Linked DNA regions of Homo sapiens: region 2 is linked to region 1. A link is a contact called in ENCODE Hi-C or POLR2A ChIA-PET data. All regions are on one chromosome and are shown on one strand. The core of a region is the stretch at or near the end of the contact, and the rest is flanking DNA. Distances in the headings are between cores, read along the strand shown. Region 1 overlaps LOC105369705 (a long non-coding RNA gene). Region 2 has its middle 37 kb from the start of ITPR2.

Region 1 (5,846 bases), core at 2,331-4,830:
AATTTATCATAATTTGTGTGTTCGCTGGAGTAGCACTTTTAATTTCCTTCAAGAACCTTTCTTCTGCATTCACATATTGGCTAAATGTTTGATATAAGAAGCCTAGCTTTTGACCCATCTTGATTTTTGACATGCTTTCCTCACCAAATTTCGTTGTTTCTGGTTTTGATTTAAAGTAAGAGATGTGTGACTCTTCCTTTCACTTTAACAGCTAGAGGCCATTGCAGGGTCATTAATTGACCTAATTTCAATATTTTTGTGTCTCAGGGAATAGAGGGAAAGGTAGAGAAATGGGAGAACAGCCGGTTGGTGGAGTAGGCAGAACACACACAACATTTATTAAGTTTGCTGTCTTAAATGGGTCCAGTTTGTGATGCCCCAAAACAACTGCAATAGTAAAAATTTTTTTTAAAAAAATCATAGATCACAGATCACCATAACAAATATAATAATAATGAAAAGTTTGAAATATTGTGAGAATTACCAAAATATGACACAGAGACAGGAAGTGAGCACATGGCTGGAAAAATGGTGCTGATAGACTTGCTCCATGCAGGGCTGCCACACATCTTCCACTTGGGAAAATGTGGTACTTGTGAAGCAAGTAAAGTGGTGTGCAATAAGATGAGGTATGCCTATATATGTAAAGAACTTGAAATCACACCTATCACCCAGTAAGCACTAGACAAATCTAAGCCATCATTATTCCCCATGTAAATCTTTCCATGTCAACTGACAACAGCACCAAATGACTGTGATGGCGTATAATATTCTGTAATTTATTCAGTCTCTCTTCTTTTGAAGAGTTTTCTCTTTTTTCCCCATTTCTTCCCCCTCATACAGGCAGCATTGCAATATATATCTGTGTACTTATGTCTTGTTGTATTGCTGTTTGATTTCTATAACATTAAAACCGAGGTGGATGGTTGGCGTGAAGGCTATATGTATTTTTAATTTTAAGAAACGTTGTCATTTTGCCTCCACTAAATAAGGCTGCAAGTAAGTCTTCATATTTTCTCCAGTAATATATAAAAGTACAGTTTTCCCTACATGCTCACCAATACTAGGTAGTAGAGTTCTTTTTAACTTTTGCCATAGAAATTGACATTTCACTAATTTTTTTTTTTTTTTTTTTTTTTTAGATGGAGTCTTGCTCTGTTGCCAAGCTGGAGTACAGTGCCACGATCTCGGCTCACTGCAACCTCTGCCCCCCGGGTTCAAACAATTCTCCTGCCTCAGCCTCCTGAGTAGCTGGGACTACAGGCGTGCACCACCACGCTCAGCTAATTTTTGTATTTTTAATAGAGACGGGGTTTCACCATGTTGGCCAGAATGGTCTTGATCTCTTGACCTTGTGATCTGCCCTCCTCAGCCTCCCAAAGTGCTGGGATTACAGGCGTGAGCCACCATGCCCGGCCTCACTGATTCTTTAATTTGCAGCTCCATAATTTTAGGGAATTCAAGCACCCTTTCATGATGGTTAACCATTTACTCCATTTTTCTATTGGGTTGCTTGCATTTTTCTTGTCAACTTCAAACAGCTCTTTGTATAGCATATATATCAACCTCTTATTTGACTTCCCTTAAAACAACCTCAGTGCTAACCATGGGGTATAGCCATTGCTGAAGTTTGGGTGTTTGTCCCCTCAAACCTCATGTTAAAATTTGATCCCCTAAAGCCTTCCTGCCTAAATAGAAAGGTTCCAGGTACTTTCATGTGGTAAGAGTTCAAGGTCTTTTCTGACACTGCCTTCCCAGCTCTGCACTCCCTACTCCTTTTCTGCTCCTAAAACTCCCTCCATCTTCTGATTTTTGACTGGAATGCTTTTCTCCTGCCGCTTCCTCTGTACAAACCCTATTCATTCTTAACGCGTCTGTTTCTCTGAATGCTGTCCTGACCACTCTAGCCTGATGTGAACTCTTCTCATTCTGGACTCTCACAGTAATTATTATCTGCCCACGCATTTGGCAATTGGTCATTGTCTCCTCAAGATCCTACTGGAAACAAATCCCCCACCAAACCACCTTAAGCAAGAAGGGAAATTTATTATCTCGCACAGCAAGAGCTCTGAGTTAGGACATGCTCCGAGGTTGATTTGAGTTAGGACATGCTCCATGTTTTCTCCACACTGCCATCCTATGTCTGCTTTCTTCATGGGCATAAGATGGCTGTCAAAAGCAGCTAGGGCAACATACTTCTTTGTTTATACCTAGTGGCAGAGAGCAGGAACTCTCTCCCCAGGCAGTGACTCAGTCTCTCCTTTCAGTCTGATTGAGCCAACATCAGTCGCATGCCCATTGCTGGCAGTAGCATTGCAACCGTTACTGGTCCAGCAGTGGGCATGTCACCAATGTTGGCTCAATCAGAATGAACATGCTAAGTCTTATACTAATTAGGACCTACACCTGAACCTCCCCCACATCACCTAGGAGGAGTGGATACTTTAATAAAGTTGGGGTCTGGTAGGAATCAAGAAAAGGGGAGATGAATGTCATATGTTGCCCTGTGACAAGTATTTATTAGCTTGAATTGCTATTAACAGCTTTTATTGTCATCTTTTCATATTTTTCATATCTGTTCCTCCCAGGTAGATTAAAACACGTGAGGCAAAGCCTATACCTTGTAACTCTTCAATTACTTTCTTATAGATGTGCCAGTAAATATGAATTGGTTGGATTTGACTTCTCAATGATACACAATGATTCTCTACCTGGACTAACACCACAGAGGATGCCATAGAAACTTCTGAGATTTCGATGATAAATATAAAAAGTTGAAGCTTTGGGGAGCCCAAGCCAGGAAGCTGGAGGTCTGTTTGAAATCCTGTTGAGCTCCTCCCCTACCTCTGCTCCAGAAACTACATGGATATTAGCATCAACACTAATCAAAAGAATAAGATCAAGGATACTGAAGAGCTGCAATGCAATAGATTTCTTTATCCTTGATACTTAGATCTGAGCACAGTTCACTGTTGAGAACTGCACAGTTTGCCTTAACTAGAAAGTGTGCATTTTCTTATTTCCTCTCTGGGATGACAGTGATCACCAAAAAATTGTTATTTAAGATACTTCATTTATTCAATCATTTAACAAACATCTGCTTTGAATATCTATTACCAAGTTCTGTGCTAGGAACAGAAAATACAAAATTTCATAAGAAATGATTTCTACCCTTCAATTGCTCATTAAAAGAGCTGCTACCACTTCTTCAAATTTGGTAGTAGTTATTTCTGTGAGGTCACTGGGTTCAGACCTTAACCTATCAACTGGAGTGTCTGCTCTAGAGCTAAGTGCTTTGCTGTGGACACTTGCTATTTTGGGGATAAGAAGTATGATCTCATCTTCTCTTCGATGTTTAGCCTAAGGTGATTCACTTCATTCAGCTTTAACATCACTAAAATGTGAATTCATACTATTAGCGTACTTCTAGTACAAGCTATAAAACCCATTACCCATGTGTAAGGCATAATTCTGACAGCCTAAGCTGGAGAATATCATTAGCTAAAGTAGAGTAAGATTGGGTGAGGTGGTTGTTAAGAGGTTTCTGAATGAGTCTGAGTCAGGCCTCCAGGGCTAAATTTATTAATGAGTCATTTTCCTTGCCTAGCAGACACTGTGGCAGAAAGTGAAAGAGGAAGAAGCCATTCGACGTCTGTTTTTAAAAATGTGTTCTGTCCCTCAGTCCGCCAAAGTAGGTTTCAACATATTTTAGCATTTTAGGCTAATACTTGTAACCAAAATGTTTTCCTGGTTCCTCTCAGTTTGCAAAAAACAAGTGAGGTCTTTTTTCCAGGAATGGGGAGACTGGTTTTCATCTCCTCCCAGAGGGGGCAGATTGTAAATTCCTAGTGGCCAGATATAGCATCTACTACCTTGCTCTGTGCAGAACCTGAAATTCAAATCTGATTATTCCAGGCTTTACTAAAAGCATCTTGATGACAATGATGGTGACATTCCTCACATTCTCTTGCCTTATGTAATTTTAACAGCTTTCATCTCGGATCTATACCAACTTTCCACCTGCATAGCTTTATCCTGGGTCTTTTCATGGGAGATGTCCCAATCAAGATCTCAAATTTGTCCTTTCATCTTTCTCTTGAAACCTCCCCATCTGTTCTCTCTTCCACTCACTCATAAGAACTAAAAATCCTCTTCTACCCTTCTGCTAGATTAAATCACTTATCATTTCTTTCTGTCACACCAGGACATAGGAGCCCTTCTGACTCCATTCAATGCCCCATTCAACTTAAAGTCCGTGGTCAGCAATTACAACAATGTCCCCATCATCCTAGACACATTTATCCATTTGGCACTTAGCCACATCTATCATGCCACCCCCAAACCATGGTGTGCACCCACTATGTTCTCTGGACCTGCCTTTGACAATATGAGGCTGTGAGATAAAGACCAAAATCTTATGGGACTGGCCTTCTGTAAATTTACACTATAAAGTCCAACTGATCTGCAACATTAGGGAGATTTTAAAATTCTGTCAGAAGGCTTAAAACATTTCTCCTGGCCAGTATGTCCAAATACTTTGTTTTCTTCAAATATCCAGCCACATAATCCTTGATCTTTGCAAATTAATCTTCTAGATTTATAAGTAATATTAATGTTATTCCATAATTTCTTTTCTCCTTCTCCCCCTCCTCCTTCCTCTTCTCTCTGGTCTGCAAGTATACATATGTGTGTGTATATATATATGCATACACACATCTCTATATCCATTTGTCAATCTGTCTGTCTATCAACTATCATCTCCTGATTGCGTTCTGTCTTAGCTCAGGCCTATGGTACGTTGTCCAGATCCCCCTTCAAGGAATGACCTGCCACCCAATTGTGGACAGTGTGATCAGCTGATATTGTCCAGCTGTCATCTTCTTCAGGGTCTGCCTCAGTTGCCTTGCCTTGCATCCTTGCAGGAGTGGTCTACATCCATGCCAGAGAAAAGTGGGTCTAAAGGCCTGGTTGTTTCAGCCACTGCAGGATTGTTGACTTGGAATCTTAGCCCTTGAGCTACCTGTCATCTTCAGCTTTCTCTGTTTAATCCTGTTTCTTTGTTCTTCCTTTATGCGTGTTCATCCATAATATGTGGCTTGACCCCAAAATGTGTCTTAGTGTCTCCTTCTAGAGAACCCAATCTAAGAGTAGTCCTAGGAAATACACAGTAAGTTAGAGTTTCATTTCCAGCTGGCAGTGAGGGTACTGGATACCATTGCTGGTGGAAGGTGGATCACAGATAGCCCCTGGCCCAGTGTGTTGATCTGATGGTTAAACTTTTACTGGTGGTGAACTGGGAAGGTGTACTGATAGCAAAGAATGCTCTAGAGGGTATGATGTATCAGGTTTCTGAGGCATACAAAGGAAATTATAGCTAAAAGGATAATGATATTCCTCAATACTGATTGCTAAGGCCATTGATGCCCTGCAGAAACACAACAAATATCTGAGTAACAGATAATTGAATGCTAAGTGGAAGAGCCAGTGGTTTTGTTGTTTTCATGCAGAAGTCCTCATCTCCTGAAGCTGCAAGAAGAGACAGAGCCCAGCCTGATAATCTGAGGACTGAACTTCAAAGGTGGTTAAACTTTCAGCCAAAGCAGGTCTCATGCCAACATCAGGACCCTGATTGGGGGGAAATGGGAAGGGGAATTCTGGGTGGATTTATATATTTTTACTACGGCATTTGGAACATTATACTTTTCTTTTTTATTTTCTTTTTTTTTTTTTTTGGAAGCAAGAGGGATCACTTTATTTTTTAGAATACCAGGACTTTAGTGTCTCTGAATTCCCAGCTCTCAGGAGCTAAGTCAGCCTTACTCACTTTTTTTTCTTTAATTTATTTA
Region 2 (5,846 bases), core at 2,424-4,923, 570 kb after region 1:
ACCAGCAGTTTTCCAACACTTGCTAGTTTGTGATCTTTCTGTTTCATAAACTTGACCATCTTAGTTATCAACTGACTGAACTGGCCAAGCCCTACCAATGTCACCTGTGTCTATCATGAGTAATTTCTGTTTAGGGCCTACTATTTACAGGGACCTTTTAAACAGATGAATAAAGCCTTTTTCTCTATCACTAGGATCTCTGTCACCGGTGGGAAAAATTTTAAGACACACATGTGTTTTGTTAACTTAAAAAAACATGTAATTTATAATTTAGAAAGGAGACTATTTCTTGTAAAGAATTACAGCCTGCTAATATCCGGAATCTACAAAGAACTTAAACAAATTTACAAGAAAAAAAAAAACAACCCCATCAAAAAGTGGGTGAAGGATGTGAACAGACACTTTTCAAAAGAAGATAATTTATGCAGCCAACAAACATATGAAAAAAAGCTCATCATCACTGGTCATTAGAGAAATGCAAATCAAAACCACAATGAGATACCATCTCATGCCAGTTAGAATGGCAATCATTAAAAGTCAGGAAACAACAGGTGCTGGAGAGGATGTGGAGAAATAGGAACGCTTTTACACTGTTGGTGGGAGTGTAAATTAGTTCAACTTGTGGAAGACAGTGTGGCAATTCCTCAAGGATCTAGAACCAGAAATACCATTTGACCCAGCAATTCCATTACTGGGTATATACCCACAGGATTACAAATCATTCTACTATAAAGACACATGCACACATATGTTCATTGCAGCACTGTTCACAATAGCAAAGACTTGGAACCAACCCAAATGCTCATCAATGATAGACTGGATAAAGAAAATGTGGCACATATACACCATGTAATACTATGCAGCCATAAAAAAGGATGAGTTCATGTCCTTTGCAGGGACATGAATGAAGCTGGAAACCATCATTCTCAGCAAACAAACACAAGAACAGAAAACCAAACACTGTATGTTCTCACTCATAAGTGGGAGCTGAACAATGAGAACACATGGACACAGGGAGGGGAACATCACACACTGGGGCCTGTTGGGGTGTAGGGGACTAGGGGAGGGATAGCATTAGGAGAAATACCTAATGTAGATGACGGGTTGATGGGTACAGCAAACCACCATGGCACATGTATACCTATGTAACAAACCTGCACGTTCCACACATGTACCCCAGAACTTAAAGTATAATTTAAAAAAGAAAAGAAAAGAAAAGAAAGAATTACAGCCTGCAAGGTGGCTGGCCATCCCACAGGCTGGGAAATGTGCCTTAGGCCAAGACCAGAGACAGGCGCTTCAAAGAAGGAGGGGTTGGAGTAGAAGCTTTATGCTGAACCATTGACTAAACACACATATTCAACAGGTCACACGAGGAGCTATGAATATTCATGAAGTTGGTCCTGAGGCATGCCTATTGAACAAACACACATATAACATTCAACTCATGTTTACTTTGGGTGGAGACTTAACATTTAAATGTATATAATCAGGTTCTATATGTCAAAAGGTTATTTCAGGACATGAAGGCATTCAAGTGCACGGTCCCTGTAAACCAACCAGGACCAAGTTCATGGTCAGTGGTCTTCTTATCAGGAGATCACTGACTGAAATCAATCTCTTGTCCAGTCAGAGCTGCAGTGATGGCTGGTGGAACAGTGACCAGGGGTTAGTTAGTCAGCATCTGGTGGAGCTACTGATAGTTTTAATAATGCTTATCTGGAGGCTAGTGCTTGTATAGCTGCTAGAGAAAAAGAAAAAAGCTCTGTGGCAGTTAGAACATAGTCTGTTCTTTAAATGTAGTGGTGTCTGACTTCACCTTTGCCTGGCATGGCCTAAGGTCTTGTTTATAATTTAATATCTTCTTGCCACAGTCTGTTCTGTCAGTCTTACGATCTCTATTTTAACATTAATGCTGGTCAGTTGTTTTGTTTAACCTCCAAAAAAGAGGGGACATAACAAGGCGTGTCTGACCGCCTGTCCCATCATGGCTGGCAACTTTGTTGGTTTGTTTGTTTGTTTGTTGAGAGGGGGTCTGGCTCTGTTGCCCAGTGGAGTGAGTGGCATGATTTCAGCTCACTACAACCTCTGTCTCCCAGGCTCAGGCTATCCTCCCACCTCAGCCTCTCGAGTAGCTAGGACCATAGGCATGTGCTAACACGCCCAACTAATTTTTGTGTTTTTTGTAGAGACGGGGTCTCACTTTGTTGCCTAGGCTGGTGTCGAACTCCTGAGCTCAAGCAATTCGCCTGCCACAGCCTCCTAAAGTGCTGGGATTATAGATGTGAGCCACTGAGCCTGGCCTGGCAACTCAGTTTTTAAGGTTTTTCTGGGGTCCCCTTGGCCAAAACAGTTCCACTCGGTGGGGGACTTATGATATTATTTTTAATTTACAACTTACATAGATTGGACTACATTCATCCCAGTAGTTCTACCTAATAGTGACACCAAAAGTCTGATCCTAGAGTCAGACTAGAATCAATTCGATGGGAATAATACGACTGGGGCACCTTCCAAAGTAGTTTCTCAGGTCTTTTGGCACCAGTATCTCTCTGAAAACTGTAAGACACTACGTAAGTGTGAAAGAAAATGCTAGAGCCAGTGTGGTGGAGTGGTTAAGAGCAGATTTATCAGCCTCAGTTCAGATCCTGGTTCTGCCACTTCCCAGCTCCTTGAATGTGGGCCCATGGCTCAGCCTCTCTGTGCCTCACTTCCTTCATGGGCTGATTATTCTCGGTGTGCCTTTAGGCCCTGTACTGAGCCCTCTGGGGACTGACACATCAAGCCTGTATCACCTGGACTGACCCCTTGACCTCAGGCTTTTGGTTGTTTCAGCCAATGGGAAACGGGAAGGAAACAGGAAAGAGAGAGCAGTCAGCGTTTCCCTCACTCCTCACCTGCCCACACACCACTGGGGCTCTGGCCACATCCCTCTAGACACAGACAGCTCCGCAGAGCTGCCCTTCCTACAGCAGCTCCTCATCAGGCTCCGGTTACACGAGGTCCTTGGCTTGCCCCTTCTGCCCAGGGCTGGGAACAGCTGCCCACTGCTGCTGGTTTCCTGGATGCCTCCCCATCCCTCATGGATTCACTTAAATCTACCTACTCATCTGTAAATAGTCCCTTCCTTAAATTCTCTTCAGAATTCCACCTGTGTGACCCCTGTCTCTTGCCTTGACAAACACACTGCCTGGAGCTGTACTGAGGATTAAATAAACTAATATGTATTATAAAGCACTCAGAACAGCACAGCACACAGATTCAATGCTATCTGCAGATGAGCTGTTGTTATCAGTAAGGTTGCCCTGCCTGCCTTTCCTATCAGTACTGGAAGACACACCTCTGAGATTGCCAAAAATAGATAAAGGCCCTATTTCTAGAGAGCCTCGGATGTCCGGAGAGCCTCTACCAGCCTCCCTACCTAAGGGTATCAGCACAGGCTTGGACAGGAAAGCTAGAGTGAAACTGGCTTCGATATAAATGGGAAAAGCCACCCCAGGCTGGGGCAAGGGAGGGGCAAAAGCAGGGCTCTCAACAAGCCCACAGCTGAAGGACTCAGTTCCTCTGGCAAGACTTGGGCTCCAGGAATTGAAAGGTGAGCAGTCTTTGGTTGATAGGATCTTTAGAGGGTATGGCAACGTGCAGAGGAGGATAAAATGTCCCAGACACACTTCCTTTACTTCACAACTTGGCCCAGGGCCAGCCTGGCTATTTCCCACGTTCTAAAGCCCAGGTGGACCTAAGTGTTTGGAACTAAAATGATCTTATCTAAAAAAGAGCCAGCTGGCAGAATTCACACACACATATTTAATTCTGATGAAAGCTGTTTCAGGCAGGAACCAAGACCATTCTTTATCAACAGGACCGAGGGCATATGCAGAGGATCAAGAGGATGTAGTGGTTGAAAGTAAAGGCTCTCTGGGTAGACTGCCAAGATTCAAAATCGGCTCCACTACTTTCTAGCTGTGCAGCTTTCGCAAGTCACTCAGACTCTCTAAGCCTCACATTTTTAGCCTGTAAAAATGGGCTGGGCGTAGTGACTCACACCTGTAATCCCAGCAGTTTGGGAGGCTGAGGTGGGAGGAATGCTTGAGCCCCGGAGTGCAAGATCAGCCTGGGCAACATGGCGAGACCCCATCTCTACAAAACTAAAAAATTAGCTGGGCATGGTGGGTTCCAGCTACTCGGGAGGCTAAGGTGGGAGAATCACTTGAGCCCAGGAGGTCAAGGTTGCAGTGAGCCATGATTGTGCCACTGCACTCCAGCCTGGGTGACAGAGCAAGACTGTGTCTCAAAAAAAAAAAAAAAAATGTTAGTAACAGACACTACCATTATAGTGATTACGAGAACTAAATAAGGAAATTTAGGTGCAGTGTTTCACACAGCACCTGACACATAGTTAAGTATTAAAAAATGGTTGCTCTCATAAAAGTCATCATTATGATGATCATTATTACTATTACCAGTTCTTAACAGTCAACTAGTAAAAATCTTGCTGGCACAATTTAATGAAAGGGGAACAAGTCTCATAAGTATATTAAATGAAATGGGATTATACTGTGAATATGTATATATATATGTGTATATATATACACATATATATATAAACAACTTATACTTTTTTTCCTTTCTTACAAAATCCAGACCTGGGAAAAATCGCACTCATTATCTAAACCGTGAGGCACCTCTGCTCCTTAGCACAGTAGCATATTGGTTACAAAGTCAAGGTCTGGAATCAGACCAATCTGAGTTCAAATCCCAGCTCTGCTACTGAAGAGCTCATTGACCCGTGAGCAACTTTATCTCATTAAGCTTCAGTTTCCTTATCTGTAAAATGAAGAAATAATAGTTCCTACCTCACAGGATAGTTATGAATATTAAGTGCGATGATGCATGAAATCTCTTCTTAGCAAGTGTTGGCTCTCATTATTAGCCTACTTCCAACAGAAGGCAGTTGTGAGAGTTTCAATGTTAAATAAAATAGAAAGCACCCCTAAGAATATGTGGGAGCTGTCATACTGAAAAATGCTGCCATGCTGGGGGGACAGTTGACTGGAAAGGAGCATAAGGAAATGTCTGGGGTAATGAAAATGTTAAATTTTTGTTTTGGATAGCAGTTACATGGCTGTGTGGAATTGTCAAAACTCACTAAATTGAACACTTAAGACCTGTGCACTTTATTGTGTGAAAATTGTACCTCAATTTTAAAAAGAAAAATAGCAGTTATGAATTCCACTCTAGATCTAAGATTTTATCTCCTCCAATGCTGTATGTGAAGCCTAGAAAACATCACTGATAATGTTCACTTAAAGAGATGCGGAGGCAGGTGCTGTGCATGCTTAAAGGCTGTCATTAAAGATAATGTTTCTACTCAAAACTCATTCATTAGGAACCACTAAGGGCCATGGGGAGGTCTTAGTCATAAGCATTTGTTTCATCAGCTCTATAGGAATAGTGAACCCAAGGCTTACCTTTATGGATTTTACTTAGGGTGTACATTTGTAACGGATGAGATAAGTGGGTAGGATGGAGCCACACCCACCCAACCACCTATTATACATATTACACAAGGTTCATTAACAGTGGCTGTGGTCTTGCTATGGAGAAGTAGGGTGTGCATATCTGATGAGAAAAGATAAACATGTGAATGGATGAAAGAGCAAAAGGACAAACAAGCATTTGCTAAATGGCTATCATGCATCTCCTTGATGATTTAATTGAATTTAATTCTCACAAAAATCTTGTGAAGTCAGGGTTATTATCACCACTTAACAAATGAGAAAGCCGGTACTTAGAAGGAGAAGCAAGGAGCCTCAGGTTCTACAGCCAAGTCACAGTAGAGAGAG

Evidence for each region. A loop is a pair of places that touch in the nucleus more often than their neighbours do. ChIA-PET counts read pairs that join two places held with the same protein, here RNA polymerase II (POLR2A). Pooled maps may share reads with other maps.
Region 2: a loop to region 1 is called in a map with no recorded cell type, with 4 times the contacts of the local background. The contact joins two enhancer-like sites. A Hi-C loop is called at or near these places in 1 of 37 single-sample maps with no recorded cell type and 3 of 50 pooled maps. POLR2A ChIA-PET finds 5 or more read pairs at or near these places in 2 of 52 experiments (OCI-LY7 and naive thymus-derived CD4-positive, alpha-beta T cell).

What each region holds. Positions count from the first base shown.
Region 1 is chr12:26,295,616-26,301,461 of GRCh38, forward strand. LOC105369705 (a long non-coding RNA gene) reads left to right here. Exons shown (of 6, transcript XR_007063249.1): 3 at 2,650-2,810; 4 at 5,508-5,578. Among named protein-coding and RNA genes, the nearest start is that of ITPR2-AS2, 20 kb to the right of the region's middle. Within about 2 kb of position 3,581, at least 11 of the 41 ENCODE cell types and tissues checked have a DNase peak (open chromatin) inside an H3K27ac peak, as active enhancers do.
Region 2 is chr12:26,867,283-26,873,128 of GRCh38, forward strand. No RefSeq gene overlaps it. Among named protein-coding and RNA genes, the nearest start is that of ITPR2, 37 kb to the left of the region's middle. Within about 2 kb of position 3,674, at least 13 of the 41 ENCODE cell types and tissues checked have a DNase peak (open chromatin) inside an H3K27ac peak, as active enhancers do.